2 separate regions of the Homo sapiens genome follow, and region 2 is linked to region 1. The links are chromatin loops, found by intact Hi-C in ENCODE. Cell type or tissue: ascending aorta. All regions are shown on one strand. Each heading gives the region's core, and the rest is flanking DNA. Links, peaks and the distances in the headings are about the cores only.

Region 1 (10,956 bases), core at 1,464-9,463:
CTACTTGGGAGGCTGAGGCAGGAGGATCACTTGAGCCTGGGACATTGAGGCTGCAGTGAGCTGAGATCACACCACTGCACTCCAGCCTGGGCAACAGAGCAAGACCCTGTCTCAACAAACGAACAAACAAAAAAAAAAAAAAAGAAAGAGAAATACAGAAAATAGGAATATTTGCTCAGATTTGCTTCCCATCCTGTCATTCTTAGGACTTATGACTGAGGGGACAGGTTCTGAGTAAAAATGTCAAAGCAAGGCTTTTTGTAAGACATTGAAGCAAATGAAACACTGGTTTTTATCATTTTAATGGAAGAACATGCAAATATGGAGAGGAAAATCTATGAGCCTATGATGCCTTCTGTCTCTAGAGAATACTGCCACTCACTTGCACCCCACATGACCGACCGTGGTATATGAGCAAAAGTTCTGCCCATGGACAAAGCCAATTGATGGTGAGCCCAGCCTGCCTTCTTACTTTCCTTCATTCATTTCATGCTCTGCTGCCAGAGTTACCTTTCTAGAACACTGCTTCTCAAAGTATGGTCTCCAAAACATCTGCATAAGACTCATTAGGTGCTGGTAAAAAAATCTGTTCAATGGACCTCAATGGGCCCTGTAGAATAGTAAAATTTAGGTGAACATCCTGAGAATTGGCATTTTCATAAACTATTCTTGTGTGTTCTCAAGTTTGAGAACCATTATTTTAGAACTTAGTTTTTCCACCATGTCATTTTAATGCTTAAATACTTTAAATGGGTTTCAGTTGTCTGTAAAACAAATTCTAACTGGTGAAAACAGCCTTCTAGGTAGCTCATAAACAGGTGTGCCAGGCAGCCTTTCGGGCCTCCTTTTCCCCAGGCCTGTGGGCTGCTCTGCTCAGCTGCACTGAGAAAGTGCCTCTTCCTGGAGCACACGCTCTTGGTCAGGCCTTGGTGGGTTGGTGGCTGCTTCTGACAGAAGTTTTTGTGCATATTTTGTTTCCTTAGAGAAAAGCCTTGCCCCACTTCCTCCTACTTCTTAAAGACTAAAACTCATATATTGCCTCTCTATGGGTTTTCTTAACCACCCAAGCAAAATTAGTCATTATTTTCCCTCATTGTTATGATTAACTTTATATGTCAACTTGGTGAGGCTAAGGTACCTAGGTGTTTGGTCAAATACTAGTCTAGATGTTGCTGTGAAGGTATTTGTGAATGTAATTAACATTTACAATATTTAAGTAAAGCAGATTACTCTCCTTAGTGTGAGCGGTCCTCCTACAATCAGTTGAAGGCCTTAAGAGCAAAGACTGGGGAGGCCAAGGCGGGCGGATCACCTGAGGTCGGGAGTTCCAGACCAGCCTGACCAACATGGAGAAACCCCGTCTCTACTAAAAATGCAAAATTAGCCAGGCATGGTGATGCATGTCTGTAATCCCAGCTACTCGGGAGGCTGAGGCAGGAGAACCACTTGAACCCCAGGGGCGGAGGTTGCAGTGAGCCGAGATCGTGCCATTTCATTCCAGCCTGGGCAACAAGAGCGAACCTCCGTCTCAGCAGGGGGGGTGGGGAGAAGCAAAGACTGAGGTTTCCTGAAAAAGAAGGTATTCTGCCTCAAGACTGCAGCATAGAAATCCTGCCTGAGTTACCAGTCTGCTAGTCCGCCCTACAAGTTTCAGATTTACTAGCCCCAAAACCAGGGGCTGATTCCTTAAAATCCCTCTTTCTCTCTCTCTCTCTCTCTCTCTCTCTCTGTGTGTGTGTGTGTGTGTGTGTGTGTACATATATATCCTACTGGTTCTGTGCCCTCTCTTTCACCTGGAAGGAGAGTTCAACTGTGCCAGAGGCTTCAGAGTATTGGTTTTCAGTGTTCCACAGAAAAGCATCTCTTGAACAAGGTGAACTTCATTTCAGAGTATTGTCATTGCTCCCTCTCTGCCTCATAAATACAGGCTGACAGATTGAACTTACCTTTGATTGCGAAGTCAAAGTGGTAACTTTCTATTTAACCTTTTGTTTGGAATGTGGATCATTTCAGAATGAAAGGTCTGTACTTCCCAAGTGGCATTTTAATCAGAGGGTGATTGTGAAGTGAATGTGAATTTCATTCTTCTGTTGAGAATCCTTTAACCAGCTGCTGTGCACAATAATATCTTATACCTGATAGTACTGTATATTGTATGAGGACCTTTTATATACAGTAGTAAGAGCTCAGTAAATGTTAGCTACTCTTCTTCTTTAATCCTGACAGCAAACCTGGAGTTGGTTATTGATGTCAAATTGCAAAGGCAGCTCAGAGAGGTTAAGGGGTATATAAAGGTCACACAGCTAGTAATTCAAGGTTATAGGTATAGTCATGCTTTGCTTAGTGACAGGAGTACCTTCTGATAAATGCATAGTTAGGTGATTTTGTTGTGGTGCAAACATCATAGCATGCACTTACAGAGCCTGGAGGATATTGCCTATGGCACGTCTGGGCTATATGGCATAGCCTATGGCTCCTAGGCTACAAACCTGTGCAGATTGCTACTGTACTGAATCCTGTAGGCAATTGTAGCACAGTAGTATTTGTAAACCTAAACACTTAAAAGATACAATAAAAATATAGTATAAATGATAAAAATGGTATACCTATACAGGGCATGTACAGTGCTGTCAGGACTAGAAGTTGCTCTAGGTGAGTGAGTGAGTGACTGGTGAGGGAATGTGAAGGCCGAGGACATTGCTGTATACTACCACAGACTTGATTTTATTTATTTATTTATTTATTTTTAAGGTTTCAGAGATTTTAACTAACACAAATGACTGTGCCTAGCCTTTAAATCTATCCAAGGCAAATGGAGTGAAAGCTTTCTAATTATTTGGTGCTTCATCTGGCAGTGATGTCAGAAAAACAGGAGCCTCCCTCCTACATCATCCAACTGACTTCCTTTAGCTCCTTGTTCTCTTCGATCCCAGAATTCTCACATGGGTTCATTTCTGCCAGTAGTCACTCTGTCCATAGTTGTAGTGCACATAGTACCTAAGGGAAAACATTAGAAAAATGAGAGCTTCTTTCGAGGGAAAAAAAAAAAAAAACACTAGCTTTGTTTCTGTATTGCTGAGGGTACTAGCATTGATGTGAATTTTCTGATTTTTTCTTTTAGAAATTTAGAAAATAACTTAGTCAAACAATATTTTAGAAGTTAGAGTGGCAGACTTTTTCTGTTTAGAGCTCATGTCCCATAGGGGGAAATGTCTTTTGAGAATTATATGCAATTAAATAAAGAAATTGAATAAGTTATGTGCATATAAATGCTATATGCTTACATGGCATTAAATTTATTAAAAATGTCTTTCTTTAATAATAAATTAACCTTAGCTTACTGTAACATTTTACTGTTTCAAGTTTTTAATTTTATAATTTTTTTACTCTTTTGTAATAATAGCTTTAAACACAAATACATTTTACAGCTGTACAAAATATTTTCTTTCTCTATATCCTTATTATATAAGCTTTTATGTTTTTTTTTCTTTTTCTTTTTTAAATTTTTTTGTTGTAAACTAAGATACAAACACACACATGAGCCTAGGCATACACAGGGTCAGGATCATCAATATCACTATTTTCCATCTCCACATTTTGTCACACTGGAAGGTCTTCAGGGGGCAGTAACATGCATGGAGCTGTCATCTCCTGTGACTAGAATACTTTCTTCTGTAATATCTTTTGAAAGACATGGCTAAGACTGCTTTACAGTTAACTTTGTTTTTAATAAATGGAAGGAACACACTCTAAAACGGCAAGAAAAAGCATAAGATAGTAAATACATAAACCAGTAATATAGTCATATATTATCATTATCAAGTACATGTACTGTACATAATTGTATGTGCTATATTTTCTTTTTTCTTTTTGTGGGGGATAGAGATAGAGTCTCGGTATGTTGACCAAGCTGGTGTCAAACTCCTGACTCATGTGATCCTCCTGATTCCACCTCCCAAAGTGCTAAGATTACACCACCATGCCCAGCCTATACTTTTATGTGACTGGCAGCGCAGTAGGTTTGTTTACACCAACATCACCACAAACACATGAGTGATGCATTGTGCAATAGCATTATGATGGATATTATGTAGTCACTAGGCTATAGGAATTTTTCAGGTCTATTATAATTATACGGAATCATCATTGTATATGCAGTTTATCATTGACTGAAATGGCCTTATGCATGTATGTATAATGTATATGTGTGTGTATATAATAGTAGCCACTGCTTATTATTAGGTGCTCTTTACATGCCAAACATTTACTAACAGTCTTACATGCATTATTTCTTTTAATTATTGCAACAACCTCATGAAATAAGTACTATAATTAGTCCCATTTTGCACCTGCAGAAATTAATGCTAAAAGAAGGTAAGTGGCTGAAAGTTATACAACTAGTAAAATGATAGGGCGAGATTTTAACACCAGCTCCATCTGCATCCAGAGCCCACAGCCTTAGCTGCTACCCTCTATGGCTTTTGTACCTACAAAGTATTCGTGTGTACATGCACGTGAATATTTGTATGTGCACATTGCATGTTTCTGTGTTTCAAAAAGCAATAAAACAGCTCACGCAGTTACTAAGAAGGAAAGCCAGAAGTTGAATTAAGACTTTGTACTCTTCTTCACACCGTGGCTGCCTTCTGGAGTGCTTGTGGCTACCGTTTTAACCCACAGGCTTTTTTTTTTTTTTTTTTTTTTTTAATCAACACTAGTTTTCAGTTAGCTCTGATGATCAGTGCCAGGAAGAACATGGGTCACTGAAATCCAAAAATAATCCCTGAAACATATTTTATGCAATTTCCTGTGTTAAAATCTCCTGCCAGAGCTGTTAAACATAGTCTTGGAGATGAGATGTGTCCAGGTTGACCTCATTTTCCTTCCCTGTCCTTCCTGGGATGGAGACTCAAACCAATGCTCAAATGACCAAGGCTGGGAAACAGGAGGGAAGGCTGAGGGGAAGATGTTGGTGGAAAAAACTTTAATGACATACATGAGGGATTGAATAACTGAGGATTTGGGGGCTCCATTATATAAATTCTTAAAAGTCTAAGAGCAGGAATGAGAGGGATGAAAGGAGAAGGCATGAATGCGTGGCAGGGGCATTTAATTGATCCAGAATGGGATTTTGCACTTTATGTACATTTGATGCATGTTTGGTGAATAGATGACTGATTGATTGGCTGAATGAAGGATTAGAAATTGTTTAAACTCAACTGATCTTTCACACATATAGCATACCTTAACTTAAAGGAACAAGACCTGGAATCTTTATCTCTCAGTCACCCAAAAAGGGGTATCATGAACAGGAACTGTTTGAGGAACCTCTGTCAATTTTTGACAGTCTACCATCTAATCCCTCAGTCCTATTAGCACCTGATATCTCAGTAATCCCATGTTATGTGCAGCCTTTGAGTGAACAAGTAATCTTCTCACCAAGAAAAGGAATCTTAAGTTCAACCAATCTGACTCACTCTCCTACAACTGTGAATGGCATGAGGGTCTCACCACTGGTAGAGGTCAGTAGCAGTGCAACACCCTGTGTGTCCTACATTGTCTTTCTTGAACTGTCTGCTGCCAACTTCCAGAGCATCTTTAGCACATACACTTTCTTGGAGCTTTCAGTCCTTCGGCCAGTTTGCAGCCCTGACCCTGACCAGTCGACCCCCTTGCCATGGCCCTTTCAATGTAGGCAACATGCATCCCAGGCCTCAGGTTGCCTTGCCCGTGAGTGAGCTTGCACTCAACTCCTGTCTGCCCAGCCCCACCAACAGCCTTAGCCAGACCCACCCCAGAGGCTGTCTTCTGCTTGCCTAGTACAGTAGTCCCCACCCTTGGCTTCATCTGTGTTTCCACTTTCCAGGAATTCAGTGCTCAACTGTGTTCTGAAAACATTAAATGGAAAGTTCCAGAAATAATTCATAAATTTTAAATCACATGCTGTTCTGAGAAGTGTGATGAAATCTTGTGCTGTCCTGCTCTGTCCCACCCGGGACATGAATCACTCCTTTTTCCAGCATGTCCACGCTGTACACGCCACCCGCCTTTCGTTGCTTAGGAGCCATCTCAGTTATTAGATCAACTGTCTCAGTATTGCAGTGCTTGTGTTCTAGCCACCCTTATTTTACTTAGATGGGCCCAGAGCACAAATGTCATGTTACTAGCAATTCAGATATGCCAAAGGGAAGCAGTAAAATGCTTCCTTTTTTTGAAAAAGTGAAAGTTCTCAACTTGATAAGAAATAAAAAAATTATAGGTTGTAGTGTTACAATGGCCCCAGGGTACAAAAGTAGTGTTACTAGCAATTCAGATGTGCCAAAGAGAAGCAGTAAAATGCTTCCTTTGTATGAAAAAGTGAAAGTTCTCAACTTGATAAGAGATGAGAAAAAATTATAGGTTGAGGTTGCTAAGATGTATGGTAAGAACAAATCTTCTATTCATGAAATTGGGAAGAAGGAAAAAGAAACTCATGCTAGTTGCTATCCCACCTCAAACTGCAAAAGTTATAGCTACAGTGCATGTTAAGTACTAAATTACCAAGGAAAAGGCATTAAATCTGTGAGTGGAAAACATGAACAGAAACATGTTTGGATTGACAGCAGTCAGGTCTGGTACTACCTTCTGTTTCGGGTATCCACTGGGTGTCTTGGAAAGTATGCCCTGTAGACATGGGGTGACTGCTATACTGGAGTGGCTCAGAGATCTTCTCCAACAAATGAATTGAAACTGTACCTCAAAAGAGGTCTAAATCTCAGCTTAGGGAGGGGGCTTCCCTTCCAAATTTTGTCTTCTTCAGGTACTCTCCCTCAGACCTAGGGTATTCTTTAGAGTTCTTTTTATGTATTTATAGCGTCTCATAGTTACTCCTCTGTTATAGTGAATAATCCTCTATATTAAACTTTTCCTGTATGATTACTGTCTCCTAACTGAAAGTCAACTGATAAAGAATTGGTAGTGGAACTAGTTTCACAAAGATGGGATTCAGAAATTGTCAAGATATTACTTCCAAGATGAAAGAAGAGTTGATTCACTCCATGTCACCTACCATAAAAAAGAGGCATTTTGTTTGGTAGGCCTTCTTGTATTGTTTAGATCATGCACATGGGTTGAAGTGCAGGGCTGAGCTCCTTGACTATGGGGAATAGGATACTAGGAATCCATGGTATAAAGTGATATAGTAACTAATCAAGCTGTAACTTGTGGTTTACTGTGACGAAGAGCCAACTGAAACAAGCACCATAGGATCCAAAGTGGTTGCTGCACTTTACTTTTATGGCTAATGATGACTACAAGGACTATGATTTGAGATTGATTTTTTAAATGCACTTGAGTACTTACAAAAAAGAAAATGACATGCTCAGATTCTTCAACTTTTAGCTTAAGTGACTATCTGAGAACTAGAGAACTTCCGTGACAGCTTTGAAAGGATTTCCTTTTTCTTGTAGCCACAGTGCTAATATTGCTGAAAATAAAAAGCAACCATTTAGTTGCATGGACTGCTGAATTCCAAAAGTTAAATCCACAGTCTTGTCAAGTTTCCCAATGTGAAGTTGAAGACATTGATTAGAAAATGATGAAATCCTTAAACTTAGAATGTCGGCATCTGGTTGGATCCAGAGAAAGCTGAAAATTGGGAATTCCCATGTGATTTTGAGTCTTCCTTATCTAGAGAATTAGGTTCCTCTTTGTTGCCTACCTTGCTTGGAAATCCTGTGATAACCTCACCTGGGGCAAGAGCCTTGAAAATGGATGCTCATTTCTCTCAAGACTTACCATAACCACACTTTGTCGCCACTAGACCCATAACTAGGGTGAAATTTCACCATGCTCCAAGGGGCCGGGACACACTATAACTCATGACATTGTAGCTTACAAACCAAAAGAATTGCAAGACTTTGCTACTGCATATGTAAAGAAACTCAGGGAACATGCTCAGGAGTGAATTCTAAAGGTGTTAGACCAAGTGGCAGCACTTAGCCTGAAAGGGAAGGTGGTAATATTTATCATAATAGATATCAGAGAGGTACCAATAATCAAAATGCTTGGACACACAAGAATATCTGTCAGTAGGTTAACTGATCATGGTTTCCAGGGAATTAAATAGATACATAGCCTACTAAAGTGTTTCTTGACTGATCAAATAAACTCTAAATCTAGAGCAAAAAACTTGAGTCCCCACATTGAAGAGTCATGGCCTCTCCCTGAGTTTCCAGACCTTAGTCAATTCACAGACTCAGCAGCCCTTAATTGAAGGGGTGTAAACAGAATCCTGTGGCCACTAATTAGAGTGAGAATGTGCTGGAGAGAAGGAAATACTCAAACCTTTGGGGGAAATTATTGGATAGTCATCTGAATTAATGACAATTCCTGGGGACCCAAAATGCCAGTATGGCCTGATAGTCAAAGTGGGGCTTACAGTGATCAAATAATAAATAGTATCACAACTGGCTCAGTTTGTACCCACATTGGCTCTCTGACCATAGGGTGAGGGTGATTATGTCAGGACTAAATGAAAGCCCCTGGAACATTTCTTCACTATCAAGATAGTAAACTACAAGCAATATCTCATCCCTAGAAAAATTGCCAAGATTAATGCTACTATCAAAGATTTAAATATAGCAGAGGTGGTGATACCTATCACATCCCCATTTATCTCACCAATTAAGCCTCTAATAAAGTCAGGTCGATCTTGGAGAATGACCAGAGACTATTGTTAACTTAATCAGATGGTGGCTGTAATTGCTGCTGCTATTCTAGATATATTATCTTTTCTAGAACAAATCAACATTAATTCTGGCACTTGGTATGCAGCTATTGATCTGAATAATGCTTTTTTATGCAACCAATTTGTAAGGAACACTCGATGACCTTTGCTTTTACCTGGGAGGACAATCAGTATTCTCTTACAATCCTGCATCGGGGTTCCATCAGTTCTTCTCTAAGGGTTATTGTAGCCTGCAGAGACCATGGCTATCTTATTCCATAAAATATCATACTTGTCCACTATATCAATGACATTATGCTCATTAGATCTGATTAGCAAGTACTCTAGATACTTTAGTATGACATATGCAAAATAAAGGGTAGGAGATAAACTCCACAACATACAAGTGTTTGAAACCTCGGTGAAGTTTCTGATGGTTCATTGGTTTGCAGCATGTCAAGATATTACTTCCAAGATGAAAGAAGAGCTGATTCACTCCACGTCACCTACGATGAAAAAGAAGCACTTTGTTTAGTAAGCCTTCTGGTATTTGGAAGGCAAGTTATACCACATTTCAGTGTGCTACTTCAACTCATACTCAGAGTCACCTGTAAGGTTGCCACTTTCAAGTAGGGACCATAGCAAGAGAAGCAAGTTTAGGCTGCAGTACAAGGCAAGCTACTACTTGGTCCTTATGATCCAACAAGTCCAATGATACTTGAAGTGACCGTGACAAATGGGGATGCTGTTTGGAGCTTCTAGTAGGAGAAAAACAACAGATATTTCTAAGACTTGAGAGCACATCTCTGCTCTCTCCTTCAAATAACTTTTCTCCTTTCAAAAAACAAACAAACAAACAAACAAAAACAGCTTCTGACTTGTTGTTGGGCCTTGGTAGAAACTGAATGCCTAAACATGAGATATTAATTGACCATGGAATCCAAGCTTATCCTTATAAACTGGGTATTGTTTGCCATATGTATTCATAAGAGTAGATGTCATCAGCAACAATCTATCATGAAACTAAAATGGCGTACAAAAGACTGAGCTCAGGCAGGTCTTAAAAGTAAGAGTAAGCAAACTGGTCACACTAATTTAACACCAACTCTTGTTGCATTGCCTTCTGTATTTCGATCAATGCCTATGGCCTCTGGAAATATTTTTTATTATCCAATTTACTGAGGAAGAAGAATGTCAAGCCAGATGGGTCTGTAAGATATGATGGTACTAACAAAAAGAGGACAGCTGCATCACTATAGCCTCACCTAGGCATGGCTCAGAAGGGTGGTGCTGAAGGAGAATCTCCTTGTCACAATGGGCAGTACTTTGAGTAGTACATTTGGTTGCCTGCTATGCTTGGAGTGAAAGACGGGCCAAATTGTAAATGCACACTAACTCTTGGGCAGTTGCTAAGTTTGGCTAGATGGTCAGGGATTTAAAAAGAAACAGGATTGGAAAGTTGGTGACAAGAGGTCTAGGAAAGAACTATGTCAATGGACCTCTCATAATGGCACAGACAGGAGATATTTGTGTTTTGTGTGAAACCAAACAAAGGGCATCCACTGTAGAAGCTCTTAAGAATGATGTGGATAAAATGGCATGCTCTAATGATATTCATTAACCTCTTTCTAGTCATACTAGCTCTTGTTCAATGGGACAATAAAATAGCCATAGTGGCAAGGCCAGAGGGACTAAACAACATAGATTTCTCCTTACTAAGACTAACCTGCTTAATGCTACTGACTAATTTGCCAATAGCAAAGACCAAAATTGAGCTCCTAATACGGCACCATTCCCCAGGGTAACCATCCAGCAAACTGATGGCAGGTTGATTACATTTGATCTTTTATATCATAAACGGCACAAAATTACATATGGTCTGTAATTGATTTCTCTACACGTAATGCTTCTGTTAGTATCATCACCCATAGGCTTAGAGAAAGCTTTATCTACTGTCAAGGAATTCTGCGTAGCACTGAGTCTGATGAAGGAACTCATTTCGCAGCAAAGTAAGTGCAGCAATGGACTTACATCTATGGCATAACTGATTTTCCTACATATCACATCACCTGGAAGCAACTGGGCTCACTGAAATGTTGAATTGCTTATGTACAACTCAATTACTAAACAGGTTGAGAAACAACACCCTAAAATTATAATATTTTGTGTATAGGATGCAGTATGTTCTTCAAATCACAGACCAGTGTATGATACTGTTTCCCCCATAGCCACAATGCATGGCTCCAGGA
Region 2 (10,956 bases), core at 1,770-9,769, 66 kb after region 1:
CAACCACTGTATGATCAGACAGAACATGTTTCCAGAAGGGGGAAAAGCTGGGCAAAGGCCCAAAACCAGAAATAAGCCTGAATATCTGAGACCCAGGCAGATGCTCAGTGTGGCTGGAGATAATGGGCAGAAAAGAATTGATTGGAATGAAGCTAGCAACGTTGGCGAAGCCAGATCTTACGTGGCTTTGTGAACCATAATAAGTAGTTTGAGTTTAATTTAAATACAGTGGGAGAATATCTGTGGGTTTTAAGGAGAGGAGTAACCTGATCTGAGTTATATTTGAAAAATGAACACAGTGCTTCTGGGCAGATAGTGGATTTATGTGGAAGGCCAGAGAGGCAGCTGGGAGACTTGTTAGGAGGCTCTCAGAGTAGTTAAACAAGAGGAGTCGTGGTTTGGAGTGGGCTATGTAAGTGCAAATGGAGAAAAGTAGAGGTAGAATCTGCAGGACGTGCAGAAGAATTTGATGTGGGAGAATGAGTCTTCGATTTGATATGAGCAAAAGAGCTGATGGTGGTGCCATATTCTGAGTATGAGGAAGACTGAAGGGAAAAGCAGATTTGAAGGAGAAAAGTTGAACATGATGTTCAGGGCTGTGAAAGTTTGAGTTGCCTGTTAGATATAATGTAAATGACAGGTAAGCTATAGAGAGTATGAATCTGAAGCGCTAGGGTTGGAGATGGAGAACTGGGAGCCATCAGCATAGCAATGGTATTTACAGGCTTGGTAGTGGAGGAGGTCACAGAGGAGAGTGTGGATAGAGACGGGAAGGCGCCAGGAGAGACTCCCTGAAGAAGTCCAATATCTTCAAGCCTAGAATAGGAAAAGGAGCCAGAAAGGAGGCTGAGAAGTAGCCAGAAATTTTAAGAGAAATCCACTTAATAAGACTTTACCCTGTGTGAGGTCATACGCCAGCCTTCTATACAGGTTAACCACTTTAATCTTCACTTCAAATTCCAGAACTCTTTAGAAAGTGAAGTCTGGCATTGGGCTGTCTCTGCTAGAACCCAAGCATCCCCACTTGCTAGTGTATGACTGTGAGCACGTTCATTAACCTCCCTGTGACTCAGTTTCCTCATCTATAAAATGGGGTTATAAATATCTACCTCATAAGCTTGAGGGTTGGATTAAATGAACTAACATACATAAAGTCCCCAGAACAGTCTCTGGCACGTAGTGAGCACACCAATAAATGTGATCTAGCAGTTGCTAAATAGCTATTATTATCTGAATCTTATACTCAGATGGGGCTTGGAGAAGTTTATTTTCAGGTATAGCGCATGGTAGAGCTAGGGTTGAAACAACTTTGTTTGATCCCAAAGGATGTAGTATTTCTACTTTCCCTGTATTTAGACCCTTTACAATAAGAATAAATTGACTTATGACCAAGCCATCATTTTTGCCGGCCATAGTATCACAGCATAGAAAACCAATATATCATTTCAGATATGCATTTCAACCTTCATTCTCTCCAAGGAAATATTTTTATAAGAGATACTGACTGTTAGCCAAAGTCCCTAGATTTACTTTCTGTCTTGTCTGTAGAGTGGCTAAGGAAACTTTTCCACCCCCTAAAAGGGTAGTCAGAGTTAAACTGAGGCAAAAATGTCCACATAACTAACAACCAAATAATCAGTCCTCATGTAAATATATAACATGTTGATTATTATTGTAAATGTCAAAAATATTTTTAAAAGCAGATTTTATTAATAATCACTATTTAGACTAAATGAGGGAATCAGTCTTAACAAAGTAATATTTTTAAAGGAAACCTAGTTCTATTAATTTCAATTAAATAAAGCAACTCAAGTTAGGCTAATTAAGTGTTGTCAAGCAAAGGAGTTGGGAAGCTACTTCAATAAATAGAGAAGAATGATTTGTATTTAACATATTGGTTGTTTATCCATTAATTGGTGTTTTAAATTGTTTGAAGGCAATTTGTTCTTTTCAGTAAATTAAATGTTCCTCTATGCAAGTATTAGGCTATTTTATTGGCAACTTTTTTATAAAGCAAAGTTAGCTTCAGCTTAATCTCTTAGCAAATTAATGAAGGTTTTTTCCTTTAAGAGATTCTAAAGCTACTGGTGTTACAATTAGGTTCTATTACTAATTTTTAAAGAAGAGAAGAATTTCTCTGTTCATAATTCCAATATCCAATTACAATAAATTATGCAAAAAGACTGTTGCTACTTTGGAAGAAACTGTGAGGAACATCTGCCACCCTAAGCGCCAAGAGGTCTGACTATGATATAACATCTTAGGGTTCAATTTCATTTGAAAGTCTTAATTCTGTCTAAGTATACCACTGTGCATTACACTGTGTGTAATGTCAGAATTAAGACTTTAAATGTTAGAAGGAAGGAAGAGAAGGAGGAAAGGAGGGATAGAAGGAAGACAGAATCTCCATGATTAGAGTTTGGTTTGGAAGCCTAGTTTCTTTCTGAAAAAGGTCAATCACCATGGACTGGCTCAACCCTGAAAAGTTTCCAAAGTTAGGCTGATGTGCTCTGTTGAAATTCACCCAAGAATTGTACACCTTATTGCTGAGAAGTCACACCAGATGTCCTGTCCAAGGACTAATAACGCTTATTCCTGTAGGCTACATCCATATGTGAGGAAACAGAAGAGAGCATTTCAGAGCTAGTTAGTCAACTTTAAGTTATGCTCAGTGCACTGTATCGGGAATACAAAAGCATTTTCCAGATGGCATCATAAAGTTAGTTCATTTTTGCAAAGCACCATCTCATTTTTGAGAAATAGCCGCTTGTTTTTCATTCCCCTTGGTTGTTTCAGAATTGCTTTTTCTTGCCATAAATGCAATACTTAAACTAGAGGGCTGGTTAGAATATTTGCTGTATATTATAAAAACTGCCTAACAGACTATGAGTGTTCAAATATGAATTGACAAGGAGATTGATAATACATGGTCTTAACCACTGGCCAGGCCATCAAGGAGACAAAGAGCCAGATGGATATTGGGATTCTACTTTCACTGTTAATGATATAACCTTGGGTAATTCACTTAATTACACTGTGTTTCAGTGTCTACATATGCATGAGAGCTATTCTAACTCTCAGAAATTCCTTTGTGAGTCATCTAAGAACCACCTATTATTTGAGTTGTTTCTCTACCTACTTATCTATGTGAACTCTCTACTGTAGCCAAATTATCCCACTCACTTTCTTCCAAATACTCTGTATGCAACTCCAAATTTGTGTCCTTCATCAAGCTCTTTTCTTGGCCTAGAATGCTCTTTCTCTTCTCTGTCTAGCCAAATCCTGCCGTCTTTTGAGGCATCAATCAACTGTCCTTCTCAGTAAGGATATTCATGTATCTGTGCTACTCTATAAAGGGATTTACACATGTAATCACATTTAGTCATTAGAACAGCTTTATAAAGTAACTATTATTGTGCTCATTTTACAGAAGAGAGTATGGTACTTGAATAAAATGCTATACTGTCCCAAGGTCCAAAGGCGCCGTCAGGACTTAGATTAGAGCTCAGATTTCTTGGTTGCTGAAACCTGAATTCCTTCCACTACTCCACTCAGTCTCCTAGGGATATTTTCGTGTCATTTGTTGCAATTATTGTTATTATTGTTATTTTATACTCTTTTAATGCAAAGGCTCATGTCTCCTTACAGAAATAGTAAATGCCTTGAAAAAAGGAATACTATCTTTGTATTTCCTACACCAGAATGTAAACTCCACAGGGGCTGAGAATTTGACTTGGTTATTCACTGCTCCTACTTCAGTATGTAGAACAGTCCCAGACATAGTAGACACACAATAAATACTTACTGAATAAATTTCACTATGTCTCTTATGGCATCTGGGTTTGCATATAAACATTCCCAATAAATACTTGTTCTTCTGGCACAATAAGATTGTCCCCTCATAAAGATTTCTAGATTAAAATCTTCTTAGATATAAAAAAAAACACTTTTTCTTTATAGCTTTCCACGTCTGTTGTCCCTCTTCTGCTACTAATCTTGTCTTCTCAACCATGACTATTGTCAAATCATTCACCGAATATTTACATTACTCTTGGTTTTTCATGCTGACACCAAACATTGTCACATTTGACTCTAAATAATACAGAATGAGAATCACATCCTGAGTATTTATCCTCAATAAAAATCTGCTTACTAGATATTATTTATTGAGCAGTAATTATTTCCACACTAAGCACTTCATTTATATTAATTCTTATATAAGGACAAATATTCTGAACCCCATTTTACAAGTTAGAAAAATGATGCTCAGAGAAATTAAGCAACTTGCTGAGGACCACATAGATAATAAAATGATGAGCTAGAATTAAAGCCGGGGCTTCAAACCACTGAATTCTACTACATCCAAGTGGCTTGTGATGTTCCGGGAGAAGAGGCTAATATCCTTGCCAGCTGGCATGGCCAAATTAGACAAGTCCTGACAGTCAAGTCAGATATTGTGAATTATGAGACTGCATTTTTGAGGGCTGACTATTGGGAAAACTTCAGAATTATCAATGGCCCCACAAATATCAATTGTTTCTGTTCGTTTTCTTGACTTAATCTCAAAATTATTAAACATTCAACTAAAATTCCAGTTCCAAGTGATGCTATTTAGTTAGTGAGAATAGCTTCTATTCATTAGTGGAAGAAAGTCATTAATATGTAACATTATTATCTCTAACTTTACCCTAGTAAAGGCCAGTTGGTATTTATTAACATTTGGAATACAGATATTTTGCTAAGCTTACTTAACAAGACTGCATCAGTTAATGTTGACGTTAGTTTCGGTTTGGCACTGAGTCACAGCTCTTTGTTATTTCAAGGAGTAAGAATAAGTGAACTAGTAGTGTTTCAGTGAATATTAAAATGTGAAAAGCAAAACACAGTGAAAAACATGACTTCTAAGTATTTGCAATAACTCATAGTTTTTTTTTATAATTTTGGAGATGGTGAGAGTCTAGTTGTCCTTCTGTCTTCTAAAATAAACTGTATTTGGAACTTTGGCTTAAGCCTATTTTTAATTCATTTTGGTAAGTACTACTACAAGCTTTATCAGTACAAGTGCCTTTCAAAACACAACATAATCAGACAAACAGAATGTTATAGGTTGCAAATAAAAGAATTTAGATACTGTTTCTTTCTGTGCTACCTACCATATCCAACACTGGATAAATTGCTCAGAAAACAAATGTTAGTGTATTCAGCTTTAAGTCAAGGTTAATGCATAACTCAAAGAATTTTAAAGGGATCTATAAACCCACAAAGTGCTTAGAATTCTTTCAATCAAATCACATTGTAAACATTGGGTAAAGGACTGAGAGACTGTCATATGCTACTATTTTCTGTATTTTGACTTCTGTGTATATGGTAATAGGTGCACAGCAAGCAGTGAATTTAATTCATAATACCTGTTATGTAGTTCAATCCCAGAAAATAGAGGGAAAAAACTGGAGTGTAGCTTAGGAAATAGTATTGTTGTTGAGGCTCTTAGGAAACAGTATTATTGTTGAGGCTCTGTTGTGATATTAGGAAATCAGTAGCCTTTCACACACTCGAGCAAGGAAGCTGACTGTTAGTGTAGGACTCCAAAGTCTCTTGATCTACAGGCTTTAAATCATTGCTTAGGAAAAAAAAATAAACAATATATTCTTGTACTAGCAAATCAGGAATTAATGATAAATTATTTAGATGACTGCAAATTGCCTGTGGTTTTCACCTTGAGTATATGCACTACAAGCAGATGACTGGGTTTTTGTTGTTGTTGTTGTTGTTGTTTCTGAGACGGAGTCTTGCTCTGTCACCCAGGCTGGAGTGCAGTGGCGCGATCTCGGCTCACTGCAACCTCTGCCTCCCAGGTTCAAGCAATTCTCTTGCCCCACCCTCCCAAGTAGCTGGGATTACAGGCATGTGCCACCACGCCTGGCTAATTTTTGTATTTTTACTAGAGACGGGGTTTCACCATATTGGCCAGGCTGATTTCAAATTCCTGACCTCGTGATCTTCCCGCCTCGGCCTCCCAAAGTGCTGAGATTAGAGGCATGAGCCTGAGCCACCGTGCCCGGCCCAGGTGATTGTTTTCAGAGGATGTTTGGAGTTCTTTATTAGCAGACAGGATGCATTCATTAAGTATTCACTAAACGTGTATTGAACACCTACTATGTGTTCAGCTCTGTAGAGAGTGCTGAGATGAGTCATATATGGTCCCTACCTTTAAGGAACTCATCATCTAATGGAAGAGAGAGATATATCGACTGCCAACTGCAGGATGCATCCCAATATCATTCTTTCTCAGAGAGACCACACACGGAAGAAATAATGTGGGAAACATGGAAATATACTCAAAAGTCAGACAGAAGGAGGGTTATAGAATTAAAACCTATTAAATAATAATAACATTTAGAAAATACAGAATTGGATATATGGGAATCTTGTTGCAGAAGGAGGGGAAGCAAAGAGTTGGACTGAGGTTAGAGATAATGAGGGAACATGATGTGGCCAATGAGAGAAGCAGGGAGAGTTGTGGAGGAGAAAGTGTAGTGTAGTTGTGGAGGAGAAAGTGTAGTGGGGAGAAAGTGTACTAGACAAAGCAGGCCTCCGCTCCTGAAAGAAGCCAGTGACAGCAGAACACAGAGTCTCCCACCCATATGAACCTCTGGGAGAGCCAGCAGAAACCTCAATCTTTTCCCCAAGGGGTCACAGGACGAGTGGCTACAGGAAAGGCCATGGCCAATGCTTATAGCCTTGCTTACTCTTCCTCATTTTGCCTTCATATGGCCTTGATCTGGCCTATCTAGTGGGGTGATACGTGACAGAAATACCACAAAAAACATGAAATGTATCCTCTGTTTGCTTTAATCCTACAACAGTCTCTGCACTTAGCTAAGAGACATAAGGATGACTTTGTCCCATGGTGGAGTGGCGAGGATACTCCAAACTCCAAAACTGTATATTCTTAATTGTAAGTTCAAAAGCTTTGATCTAAGTGGGAGTTATAAGGATTTGGAATAAAATATTACAGAAGCTGGTTACTTCCTCTTCCTACCAATGCTATAATGTTTTAGTTTGAGTCTGCTGCTGGGATAGGGAGGAGTTATTTAATCTGGCTGAGTTTAAATTTTAAATGACTGAGAAAACACTGAGTAGTGTATCACCCTAGAGAAGTCTGCAGAAATAGAATTCAAGGTAGAAATTAAGTCCAATTTTAGAAAAACAGAGAGAGCAACATTTTTGCGCACAAGAATTTGTGAGTTGGGAAAGTTGCCTCCCCCAAACCTACTTTCATAATTTATAAAGATATTTCCTTTTAAACTAACTTCTGGGGATTTGTGTGTGAAAAAAATTACTGCATTATAGGTGTTAAAAAGTGCTTTAGGAGCCCTGTATGATTTGACTTGAACTTTTCTTTCTATAAATTCTTATTTGCTAAAGCTTAAAGGCCCTCACCAGAGTTATTTTTCTTTGGCTTTGTAATAATTTGCATCTGAATCTTGATTCCTTGCCCTGTGAAACACCGTGATTTGGGGAATTAATGGTGTTCTGAATAATATATTTAGGATGCCCAGGTAGGCTTAAATAGGAATCCTATCTGGATAGTCACACTGGGTTCTCTCCAGGAGGTAGGCATACCTGGGAACTCTTGAGAAGGGTGGACCAACTGTCTGTTTCCATGGGGAATTATCTACATCAACACTCCTGAGAAAGAACTTATCCTAAAGGAAAAGAATACAGATTAACAAGATGTCTCTCTGGACTCACGTCTGAGTCACAAGATTAGGGACTGCAATCAAGAGTGGAAAAAATCTTGAAGAATTGACTCACTAAAGCTTCCGTCAGACATTGACAGCTCAATGGAGCATTGCTTTGCAGCCCCTGTAATGGTAATCATATGAAAGCATTTGCCCCACCCCAGGGTGACCGTGGGAACCTGGAGAAGTTAAGAAATGAATGTAATAGACTGAACTGCAAGCTGTGGCAGTCTGGGTCTGGAAGGAGAAGAAGCTGTAGAAGATATTTTCCTTCAGTAGCTTCTCCACAGCCATGGTGGGAGATGGCAGAAACAGCCAGCATCACTTCTGGGAGGTGGACCACAGAAGAGAAAAAGAAACAACAGACCCAATAGGGTAGGTAAAGGATGCCCTCCTTCACTCAGGAGAAACAGTTCTTTCCTTCTCAGTCTCCTCTGAGAGGAATTTGAAGAGATAGAGTTGGGGGTTGAGAATAGGCTGGAGTGGCTATAGAGTGAGTGGGGACAAAGTCAAGGAACTTCTGTGTGTGTGTGTGTGTGTGTGTGTGTGTGTGTGTGTGTGTGTTTGCATGTCTGTTTATTGTCACTGTAAATCTATTGTTTACCCCTAAGATCTGGCCTGGTTAAACAACAACAACAAAGGTCTGCTTCAGTTTTTGGGAGGACCTTCTAAGTAGATTTCTGAATTAGGCCTCTCTTCAATTGTCTGGGGTCCCTTTCACATGAAGACTTTTCTGAAGTGGTCCTAACTCCATCACTTAAAGTGCTGTTCTAGCTTACAGGTCCACCAACGGAGGACCTAGATGGTTAGTTGTGATTTCTGAGGGGAGTGGTGGTGGTCATTATTGTCATTTTCCAGATGATGGGTAATCAATGTAGACAAAGGCTCTCCCTGGCAAAGTGACAAGAGTATAAGGAATCAGGAGGTGTTAATTAGCCTTTCGTGGCTCAGCTTCTTCATCTGTGAAACTGAGGTGATTCTTACAGTGTAGTGTGCAACAGAATCATCTGCAGAACTAAAAACAAAAAGAGCAGCTACTTGAGCTTCATAAATACCAAGTTAGAATAACTGCAGGTGAATTTCAAAAGAGCTCCATAGGCATGTCCACCCCACTGGTTAAGGACCACTGAACCATATTTTTCTCCAGGTTCCCTTTCACCTTTGAAATGCTATTGTTCCTCATAAATTTGTATATAATGTTTGTGGAAGATTAAATAGGCACAGTACATATTAAAATTTGTGAGACTTTTAACTTTTTTTAAATAGAAATTTATCCCAAAGAAATTAGGTAATGCACACAAACATGTGTAGTCCAGAATAATTATTCTTGATTATGAAAGCAAACCATTGAGACAACACCAACAATTAACAATAAGATCTTATTTATGAGATAAATTGTGGTATATCCCTAAAACAAGTTACAATTAGTCAATGAAAATTTAATTTTAAGAGACTAATTAATGATATGGAAAATGTTCATAATATATTTGTAAAATAAAAGCAAATTAAAAAATATATGCAAGTGTGGTTGTATATGGTTATAAGTGTGTGAAAATTTATGCTGAATGAAAGATGCTAGACACAAAAGAGTATACATGGTGTGACTCCACTTATGTAAAACTCTAAAAATGACAAATCCAATCTATAGTGGAAAAAAGAACAGTGGTTGCCTGAAACAAAGTAGACATTAGAACTGGACACAAGGCAACTTTTCGAAGTGATGGGAATGCTTTTTATTTTGGTCCTGATGGTGGTTACATGGGCATATAATTTGAAAACTTAAAGTGGGTACATTGTATGGTCTGAAAATTATTCTTCAATTAAAAATATATTTTCTTTCAACTATGTAAAAATGAATATCTAGAAAATTTTTTTGTATAAATACCTAAATTCTAAGCTGCTAAAACAAGTAAACTACTGAAACAAAATGAGGTGAACACTATTCCTTCCATTTTTTACAACTATATGTGCCTGTGCTTTTAAAAAAATACTGGACATATGTAAATATAAATACAAATGGTGGTTATTATGTTTGATGGTGGAATTAGAATTTTTATTATACTTTTCTATGGCTTTTTTTCAAAATTTCTAAAATGAACATGTTATAATTTTTACTAGAAGAAAATAATCATTTTTAAATGTCTGTTTAGAAGATGTTAAGCTGAACACAAAAGCACTGGAAGAACAGATGAACCAAGAGTTTCATTGTTAAGTTATTCTTATCTCTAATAAAATGTGACCTTTATTAAAAAGAAAAAAAAAAACCAGCAGCAGCAATAACAACGTGGGCGAAAAGTGACCGGGTGGGAATGTGCACTGGAGTTATTGAGGGAGCCAAATACACATTCAAAGCTCGTGGGCATGTGGGAATGTCTGTTTCCTTTCATTGAGATGGGCGGAATCTTGGCCAGTTGTAGCAGAATCTCTGGCCTATTTTTGTTCAAGAACTAAGGCCTGTTGCCTTCCCCAGCTGGCGCCCCCCTGTTGTCAGCCCACTGTACTCCAACGTTTCCTGGGTCTGTACAGAGCACAGGTCTGTACATCTCATAGCACAGGTCTGTAAATCCTACACCACAGCCAACTGTTCACAGTGCCCTGGGCAATGGGGAAAAAAAGAAAAGAAAAGAAACACCAGCACTAACCAAGGGACATGCCAGAGATAAAGGAAATGACACAGGCAGTTGCTCTGGAATAAATAAGCAGAGGGGAAAAATGTGGCTGGGAACCTCAACAAGGATGCAGGAGAGGAAGTAAACAAGCAAACAAAGCTCAAGGCTGAGATGTCCTGGAACAAAAGCCCAGCACCTAGGGGAGGATAAAAATCTCACCAGGACCACAGGAAATAGAGAACTTCCTTGGTAGAATCAACTTGACAAATATCCTACAGAGCCATCGATTGTGAAGTCCTGGTCAGCTCTCTGGGTCTGTTCGCTCCTGAAGAATGGGGTGGCTTAAATCCAGGTGGCTGCTTAACAGGATAAACTCAGAAGTGTCCAGACCTAGATGCCAAGTCTAGCACTCCCAGTTGTGATGTAGGGGGTACAATTCTCATAGAATACAAAGAAAGGTGTCCCCCTGGGGTGGCATACATGCTAAGGGTCACTTCCTAAACCTCATCCATAAAATGAGGTTAATCATACCTGCCTCAGATTCTGTAGTACAGGTCAATGACATGATTATGGATTACCCAGTTTCTCCGGGGCCCACTAAC

Evidence for each region. A loop is a pair of places that touch in the nucleus more often than their neighbours do. Peaks named below come from ENCODE experiments on the same cell type or tissue, not always from the same donor. Only the 100,000 strongest peaks of a DNase experiment are listed, where the experiment ranks them.
Region 2: it touches region 1 in a loop (2.3-fold over the local background); 3 of 110 quality-filtered maps call a loop at or near these places.

What each region holds. Positions count from the first base shown.
Region 1 is chr11:103,865,995-103,876,950 of GRCh38, reverse strand. The region is part of intron 3 of PDGFDDN (PDGFD downstream neighbor); the gene reads left to right. Among named protein-coding and RNA genes, the nearest start is that of MIR4693, 22 kb to the right of the region's middle. In ascending aorta, for the core only: no CTCF peak of the experiment used is centred there; a DNase peak (open chromatin) is centred at 6,030; H3K27ac peaks cover 1,978 bases.
Region 2 is chr11:103,800,152-103,811,107 of GRCh38, reverse strand. No RefSeq gene overlaps it. Among named protein-coding and RNA genes, the nearest start is that of MIR4693, 44 kb to the left of the region's middle. RefSeq lists a silencer at 40-240. In ascending aorta, for the core only: no CTCF peak of the experiment used is centred there; DNase peaks (open chromatin) are centred at 4,797 and 7,915; H3K27ac peaks cover 2,225 bases.